2 separate regions of the Homo sapiens genome follow, and region 1 is linked to region 2. The links are chromatin loops, found by intact Hi-C in ENCODE. Cell type or tissue: CD4-positive, alpha-beta T cell. All regions are shown on one strand. Links, peaks and the distances in the headings refer to the core of each region. The heading gives the core; the rest is flanking DNA.

The links. Hi-C counts contacts between places; a loop is a spot of excess contacts. Peaks named below come from ENCODE experiments on the same cell type or tissue, not always from the same donor. Only the 100,000 strongest peaks of a DNase experiment are listed, where the experiment ranks them.
Region 1: a loop joins it to region 2, with 2.6 times the contacts of the local background. A loop is called at or near these places in 17 of 110 quality-filtered maps.

What each region holds. Positions count from the first base shown.
Region 1 is chr12:687,907-692,303 of GRCh38, reverse strand. The region is part of intron 1 of LINC02455 (long intergenic non-protein coding RNA 2455); the gene reads left to right. It overlaps LOC101929432 (a long non-coding RNA gene), which reads right to left and starts at 2,481. Exons shown (of 4, transcript XR_007063153.1): 1 at 2,267-2,481. RefSeq lists an enhancer at 2,829-2,878. In CD4-positive, alpha-beta T cell, for the core only: no CTCF peak of the experiment used is centred there; a DNase peak (open chromatin) is centred at 2,601.
Region 2 is chr12:745,551-749,947 of GRCh38, reverse strand. No RefSeq gene overlaps it. Among named protein-coding and RNA genes, the nearest start is that of WNK1, 4.8 kb to the left of the region's middle. In CD4-positive, alpha-beta T cell, for the core only: no CTCF peak of the experiment used is centred there; no DNase peak of the experiment used is centred there; H3K27ac peaks cover 190 bases.

The sequences.
Region 1 (4,397 bases), core at 224-4,223, 58 kb after region 2:
GGGCAGGGCCAAACCCAATATGTCCTCCCTGGCCCAGCTGTGCCTCCTGGGGACATGCTGGGAAGGGTTGGCCTTTTTAGGCATCTTTACATCTTGGTCCTGTCCTGAGCTCTATACCTGGTATGTAAATTCAGGACCCAGATGGTCCCTGCCCTTTATAGCCATTCTGAGTGCCATATGGGTACTTGGGACCCAGGACAACTGAGGAACACATTGGGGAGGGTACTTGTATAATAATTTCAAAATTGCTTTCAGGAATTTAAACTCTTAAAATAATGTTATGTTAAGGCCAATTGCTATGATTTACATCTGTAATCTTAGCACTTTGGGAGGCAAGGAGTTCAAGACCAGCCTGGGCAACATAGTAAGACCCATCTCTAAAAAAGAAAAAAACAATTAGCCAGGCATGGTGGCATGTGCCTGTGGTCTCAGCTACTAAGGAGGCAGGGGTGGGAGGATTGCTTGAGCCTGGGTGGGTGAGGCTGCAGTGAGCTCTGATTGCACCACTGTACTTCAGCCAGTGCAACAGAGTGAGATCCTGTCTCGAATAATAATTGACCTTATTTGTGTAATCTGTTTTTTTTTTTTTTTTTTTTTTGAGACTGAGTCTTGCTCTGTCATCCAGGCTGGAGTGCAGTGGCGTGATCTCGGCTCACTGCAAGCTCCACATCCCAGGTTCACACCATTCTCCTGCCTCAGCCTCCCAAGTAGCTGAGACTACAGGTGCCCGCCACCACGCCCGGCTAATTTTTTGTATTTTTAGTAGAGACGGGATTTCACCGTGTTAGCCAGGATGGTCTCGATCTCCTGACCTCGTGATCCGCCCGCTTAGCCTCCCAAAGTGCTGGGATTCCAGGCGTGAGCCACCATGCCTGGCCGATTGCGTAATATTTTTAATTCTTAAATTGATTATGTCTTATGTTTCTAAGTGTCTAAAATGTGAATCAAAAAGTACCTGAGACAAGTCTCAATCAATTTAGAAAGTTTATTTTGCCAAGGTTAAGGACACACCTGTGACACATGTGCCCAAGGTGTTTGGGATATAGCCTGGTTTTATACATTTTAGGGAAATGTGAGACATCAATCAATATATGTAAGATGTACATTGATTTGGTCTGAAAGTCAGGACAACTCAAAGCAGGCTTCCAGGTCATAGGTAGAGAAGAGACAAACAGTTGCATTCTTTATTTTATTTTATTTTTATTTTTTTGAGACAGTCTCATTCTGTCTCCCAGGCTGAAATGCAGTGGTGAGATCTCGGCTCACTGCAACCTCTGCCTCCTGAGCTCAAGCGATTCTTTTGCCTCAGCCTCCTGAGCTCAAGCGATTCTTTTGCCTCAGCCTCCTGAGTAGCTGGGATTACAGGTGTGTGCCACCACACCCAGCTAATTTTTGTATTTCTAGTAGAGACAAGGTTTCACCATGTTGGCCAGGCTGGTCTCGAACTCCTAATCTCAGGTCATCCCACCCGCCTCGGCCTCCCAAAGTGTTGAGATCACAGGCGTGAGCCACCGCACCCAGCGGGTTGCATTCTTTTGAGTTTCTGATTAGCCTTTCACTGAATACACATTTTACAGGAATAGTCACTTATGCCTTAGTCTAGCTTAGTGAGACAATAGGACAAAGGAAGTAATTAGATATGCCTGCTTTTGTCTCACGTGAGCAGAGGGATGACTGAGTTCCGGCTGTCCTTTGTCCACAAGGAATTTCCCTTTGGGCAAATTGTGACGGATGTATGTGATTTTTTTTCTCTTTGTAGCTATCTTATTTAGGAATAGAACGGGGGTCATGTTTGCCGGATGCAGTTCGCAGCTTGAGTCTTCCCTTTGGACTAGTGACTTTGGGGTCCTGAGGTTTATTTTCCTTTCACAAAAGCCAACAACAAAAAAAACTAATCATGATAGCTAGATGCTTAGAAATGATTCAGCAGGGGTGGGCACGGTGGCTCACACCTGTAATCCCAGCATTTTGGGAGGCCGAGGCGGGCGGATCACCTGAGGTCGGTGAAACCCCGTCTCTACTAAAAATACAAAAAGCTCACCGGGTGTGGTGGCACTTGTCTGTAATCCCAGCTACTCGGGAGGCTGAGGCAGGAGAATTGATTGAATCCGAGAGGTGGAGGTTGCGGTGAACTGAGATCGCACCATTGCACTCCAGCCTGGGCAACAAGAGTGAAACTCCGTCTCAAATAAATAAATAAATAAATAAATAAATAAATAAATAAATAAATAAATAATAAAAAGAAAAAAGAAGTGATTCAACATACCGTGGCTCCTTTGTAAGCAGATGACATGACTGAGGTCTGTTGCTTTGTTACCGGACGGAAGGTCTTGACTGTGAGTTGTCCAGGTTCTTGGGGTTTCAAACAAAGAATTAAACAAAACGCACAAGCAAAACAACAAAAGAACGGAGTAACAAAGGCACAGATTTATTGAAGAAGCAAAAGTACAACTCACAGAGTAAAAGCAGGTGTGAGCAAGCAGCTAGAGACTCCTCAATTAGGGTTTTTATTAAGCTGAAAGAACTTGGCAACACCCCAGGTGCCCTTTAGAGGCCTCCAATTGGTTACACCCTATGAAGGATTGGCCTCAGACCAATCAGAGGCTGAAGTGGAGGCTTGGCCTGCAGTCAATCAGAAGCTGAAGTGGAAACTTCTGTCTTGTTACCACAGAAGTGAAGATGTGGCCTGCACGCTGCACAATCTTGCCTAGAACTGGCTGCACCTGCTGTTCTCTTGCTTATGAGAACTGGCTGCACCTGCTATTCCTTTGCTTCTGCCCCAACCCTTGGCTACCCTAATTCCCTGTTCTCCTCCCTCACCTTTGTGCTGCCTATCAGTTTGGACTTGAGACTTCTCTATGTTCTTGAGCCATAGTACCTGTTTCTTCTTTCCCTTCGATGTGCTTCATGGTGATGTGGGACAGACATCTAAAATGCTGATCCTCAATACTTTTTTTTTTTTTTTTGAGGTGGAGTTTTGTTCTTGTTACCCAGGCTGGACAGCAATGGCACCATCTCTGCTCACCGCAACTTCTGCCTCCCGGGTTCAAGCGATTCTCCTGCCTCAGCCTCCCGAGTAGCTGGGACTACAGGCGCATGCCACCACACCCGGCTACTTTTTTCTATTTTTAGTAGAGACAGGGTTTCGCCATCTTAGCCAGGATCGTCTCGATCTCCCGACTCAGGTGTCCCACCCGCCTCCGCCTCCCAAAGTGCTGGGATTACAGGGCATGAGCCACTGTGCCGGCTGATCATCAATACTTTTAGAAGAGAAAAATTCTGATCGAAAGGGAGAAATGAAAAATAAAAATAGCTAAGAGCAGTCAGAGCTTTGTGAGGTATGCAAAATTTATCTGGCCCAGAGAGAAATGAGTATGGGGCTTCAATCACATGCATGCCCCCACCCATACCCAGGGACAATTATTTGAAGACATTTTGTTCTTTCTTTTCTTTCTTTCTTTTTTTTTTGAGATGGAGTCTGGCTCTGTCGCCCAGGCTGGAGTGCAGTGGCCCAATCCTGGCTCACTGCAAGCTCCACCTCCCAGATTCACACCATTCTCCTGCCTCAGCCTCCTGAGTAGCTGGGACTACAGGCGCCCACCAGCACATTTGGCTAATTTTTTCTATTTTTTAGTAGAGACGGGGTTTCACCGTGTTAGCCAGGATGGTCTCTATCTCCTGACCTCGTGATCCGCCAGCCTCGGCCTCCCAAAGTGCTGGGATTACAGGCATGAACCACTGTGCCCGGCCTGTTCTTTCTTTTCTTCCCTGTAGTTTTCAGACTAGCTGCTTCACCCATTGTCTTCATGTTCCTGGAATTTTTGATACAAAGAAAAATGTATAGCCAATGAATATTTTATGTCATTTGAATGTAATTTCTTGGTAAACAATTTAGGAACTCGTCTATTCTTTTCCTTTAAAAACTTTCTTGTAACTGCTGCTAATCAGAGCATACATTCAGGGCAACTTGAATCTATGCTTCCAAGTTGCAGTGCTTAAACTTGGCCCAAATTAACTCTCTGCTTACATTTTCAGTTTTTCCCCTTTAGATCAGCATACTCCCAAGCCATTATCTTGGGCCCTCTCTTCTATCCCAGACCTTGCCTTTTCCCTTCCACCAGTAAATCAAAAATAAAATTCTAGGGCCCCCTCCAACCATCTGAATGGATCCCTCCTCTTGGCCAAGTGCATTCTAAAGTTAACCTGAAAAACTAGTTCAGGCCATGATGGGAAGCAAGGGTCTGACATTCCTCATATATGCTCTTCCCTTTTGGAATTCAGGAAAAGCTGACCAGCATTAACATTAACACAGATCTTAAGTCTTGTTAGTCTAAAAAGAAACATTTGTAATCTATTCTCTCTGAAGCCTGCTGCTTGGACGATAAAGTCTTGGTCTC
Region 2 (4,397 bases), core at 236-4,235:
GTCTCTATTCTCTCTAGTTCTTGTTCATGTTCTCACATTGATTGATTCATGTTTCTTTCTATTCCCTTCCATTCACATTTTTTTGTTTACATGGTTTCTGCCATTGGTAACTAGCTAGCAATGAAAGTCAGAGACACCTTTGATTTAGACAGTGGCTGAAATATCCTAAACACACAAAATCTACCTTACTTTGAATGTGGCAAAATATTGATACATAAAGTTGCTTCTTGAAGTGTAGGGGAAAAATTGTCCCACCTTAAGAGCATTTCTCTTTTTTTTTTTTTGTCTCCTTTCCCTCATTTTCCCATGCTCCTTTGTCTTGCCTATGGGTAATTTTTATTTTACCTCTTTGTCGTCTGGAACCCTGTCATCTGGAAGTAGGAAGTGAGAATCAGGCAGATAAACAATGAAGAATAGTTTTTTAAGAACTTTATATTATAAATGAAATAAAGGGGGTGGGATTTTCCCTATATCAAAGTATATTATAAAACCATAAAATTAAATCTATATGGTATTGAGATAAGCATAGGCAATGGAACAGAAGAGAGAGTACAGAAACAGTCTCATGTATGTATGGGAATTTCATATAGAAAATGGCATTTGAAGTCAGTAGGGCAAAATAATAAACAGTGCTTGGACAATTAGTTATTCATTTGAAAAATAAATGAGGTCAGTGTTTACTTCAGACTGTTCACAAAATTAATTTCCACATAAATTGAAGAACCAAACTTTTAAAAAATATCTCTAAATAATTTTTTAAATGTAGGAGAACATAGGGTACTAAAGGGCTTCAAAGAGCAATCCAAGAGCCACAAAGGAAAATATTTGACAATATCAAAATTGATAATCTATTCAACAAAACACAAGTGACAAACTGCCAGAAAAACTCTGGAGACTGTATAACAAAAGATTAATATCCAAAAGATATGGGGGGAAAAAAACCCTCTTAAATCACTGAGAAAAAGGCAAACCACTGTATAGAAAAGGAGGATATGAAAAGATAATTTACAAAGCAGTAAATGCCATGGTGGCTTACACCTGTAATCCCAGCACTTTGGGAGCCTAAGTGGGAGGATCACTTGAGGTCAGGAGCTCGAGACCAGCCTGGCCAACATGGTGAAACCCCGTCTTTACTAAAAATACAAAAATTAGCCGGGCATGGTGGTGCGCGCCTATAGTCCCAGCTACCCGGGAGGCTGAGGCACGAGAATCGCTTCAACTCAGGAGGTGGAAGTTGCAGTGAGCCGAGATTGAACCATTGCACTGCAGCCTGGGCAACAAAGCGAGACTGTGTCTCAGAAAAAAAAATAAAATAAAATAAAGCAGTAAATGCAAATAACAAAAATAGACATGAAAAAGATGCTGAAACTCAGTAACTAGCAAAATGCAGATTAAAATATAATATTTTCTCTCATAAAATTGAAAAATTATCTTTTTTTGAGACAGAGTCTCATTCTGTTGTCCAGGCTGGAGTGCAGTGGTGCAATCACAGCTCACTGTAGCCTCATACTTCTAGGCTCAAGCCTGCCGAGTAGCTGGGACCACAGGTGTGCACCACCATGTCCAGCTAATTTTTAAATTTTTTGTAGAGATGAAGTCTCACTATGTTACCTTGGCTGGTCTGAACTCCCTGGACTTAAGCAGTTCTCCTATTTCAGCCTCCCAACGTGCTAGGATTGCAGGCGTGAACCACCACGCCTGGTCTAAATTGAGCAAAAAAAAAAAAAAAAAAAAATTTTTTTTTTTTTTTTTTAGTGTCCCCATCATGGCAATTTGCAAAATTTTTAGGGATTCATAATATCAAGTGTTGGCGAGGATGTGGAGAAACGTGCTGTTAATGATACGGTAAATTGGTACAAGCTTTTTTGAGGGCAATTTGTTAGCAATTATTAAAACGTACAATGTGCATCGTCTTTTTCTTTCTTTTTGGTACCTACCTTGGAAAAATACTTGCACGTGTTTCCTAAGAAATATCTATAAGAGGGTGGGTGCTCACGCCTGTAATCCCAACACTTTGGGAGGCCGAGGCGGGTGGATCACAAGGTCAGGAGTTCGAGACCAGTCTGGCCAACATGGTGAAACCCCGTCTCTACTAAAAATACAAAAAATTAGCCGGGTGTGGTGGTGTGTGCCTGTAACCTCAGCTACTCGGGAGGCTAAGGCAGGAGGATCACGTGAACCGGGAGGTGGAGGTTGCAATGAGCCGAGATTGTGCCACTACACTCCAGCCCAGGCAACAGTGCAAGACTCCATCTCAAAAAAAAAAAAAAAGGAAAGAAATATCTATAAGAATATTCACTATAGCCAGGTGCAGTGGTGTGTGCTTGTAGTCCTAGCTACTTGGGAGGTTGAGGTGGGAGGATTACTTGAGCCCAGGAGGTCGAGGCTGCAGTGAGCTATGATCACGCCACTGCACTCCAATCTGAGTGACAGAGCAAGACCCTGTCTCTAAAAAACAAAAACAAAACATAAAACCTTTCACTATGGCTTTATTTGTAACAAAAAATCCAAATGATCTGCATGTTCATCAATAAGAAAATAGCTAAACTATGGTATTTCCAGTTTGGGGTACACCATGCAACAGTAGGAAAAAAGGAGGGAAATATGTATGTGGTGCCATAACTATTAAGTGAAAGGCTCAAGTTTCAGAATAATATGCACTATATCACATCTTGTATTTTTTTAAAAAATTCTGTTTCTGTGTGTATTTAAAGGCATGCAGAAAAAGTCTAGGTAGTACACACCAAAATGAAAAGGAGAATTACTTCTGGGGAATACTCAGATCTTTTTTGTTGTTTCTTTTTTGAGACGGAGTCTCACTCTGTCGCCCAGGCTGGAGTGCAGTGGTGCAATCTTGGCTCACTGCAACCTCTGCCTCCCGGGTTCAAGTGATTCTCCTGCCTCAGCCTCCCAAGAAGCTGGGACTCCAGGCACACGCCACCATGCCCGGCTTATTTTTCTTTTTAGTAGTGGTGGGGTTTCACCATGTTGGCCAGCCGTGAGCCACGGTGCCCAGCTGAATACTCATCTCTTTATTTTGTGAATTTCTTAACACATTGTCACTCGTTGCAGATAATTTGAACGTTACAGAATAAAGTATGGAAGAAAGTGAAAATTACCAGAAAATCTACCCAGCCATAGATAGCAACCTTTAATATGTAGGCGTATTTCTTTCCAGACAGATAAAAATTTTATAATTATGTCGTAAGCTTTTCCAGTGTATTACATACTCTCTGGAAACATCGTTCTTTAATAGCTGCACAGTATGTCACCATAAGACATTACCAAGTATAAGTTTTTCACATTATCTGGAAAGAACATAGGGGGAAATATTTAAAATGTCCCAGGCTTTAACATGCTCTCACAGGAAAAGATTTATCAGAATCACCTAGGAAGCTTTTACAAAATACACCTGTTGGACTGTTTCACCACTACTCCTCATCCAACCTAGATATATTTTTTGGTGAGAGAATTCATTGCAAGCAGACCTGCATTGCAATAATTTTTTTAAAGGAAAGTATTAGTATATTAGTAAAAGGAGTAGTAAATTAGGATTTAAACAAGGAATGAAAATACCAGAAAAAAAATATGTTGGAAAATATAAAAGCCCAGAAAATAAAAAAGAAAATAAATAAAAGAAAACATAAAAGGCACTTTATTAGTCATGTTAAAAGGTAAATGATGGTTTCAAGCAAACGTAAAAACAAGGTATAATATGCATTATAATATATGAAGAAGTAAGCGGGACATGGAGGCTCATGCCTGTAATCCTAACACTTTGGGAGGCCGAGGTGTGAGCATCACTTGATGCCAGGAGTTTAAGACCAGCCTGGGCAACATAGTGAGACCCTGTCTCTAAAAAACAAAAAATATTTTTAAAGTAAATAAAATTTTAAAAAAATAATATATATAGAAGTAAATGTATAATGGTTATAGCATAAGGGACAGGAGGAGGAAATGGAAGAATAATGTTATTAGGGTCTTATACTATATATGAAATGTCATAATATTATTTGAAGGTAAACTATAATAATTTCAAGTTACATATTGGAAAGACTGAAGCAATCACTAAAATTATCAAATACAGAGGTATAGGTAATAAACCAGTAGTAGGGGTAAAATTGAACCATTAAAAAATGCTTAAATAAGGGGCCAGGCGTGGTGGCTCACGCCTGTAATCCCAGCACTTTGGGAGGCCAAGGTGGGTGGATCACAAGGTCAGGAGTTTGAGACCATCCTGCCGAACATGGTGAAACCCCGTCTCTACTAAAAATACAAAAAAATTAGCTGGGCGTAGTGGTGGGCGCCTGTAGCCCCAGCTACTCGGAAGGCTGAGGCAGGAGAATGGCGTGAACCCGGGCCGGGAGGCGGAGCTTGCAGTGAGCGGAGATGGCGCC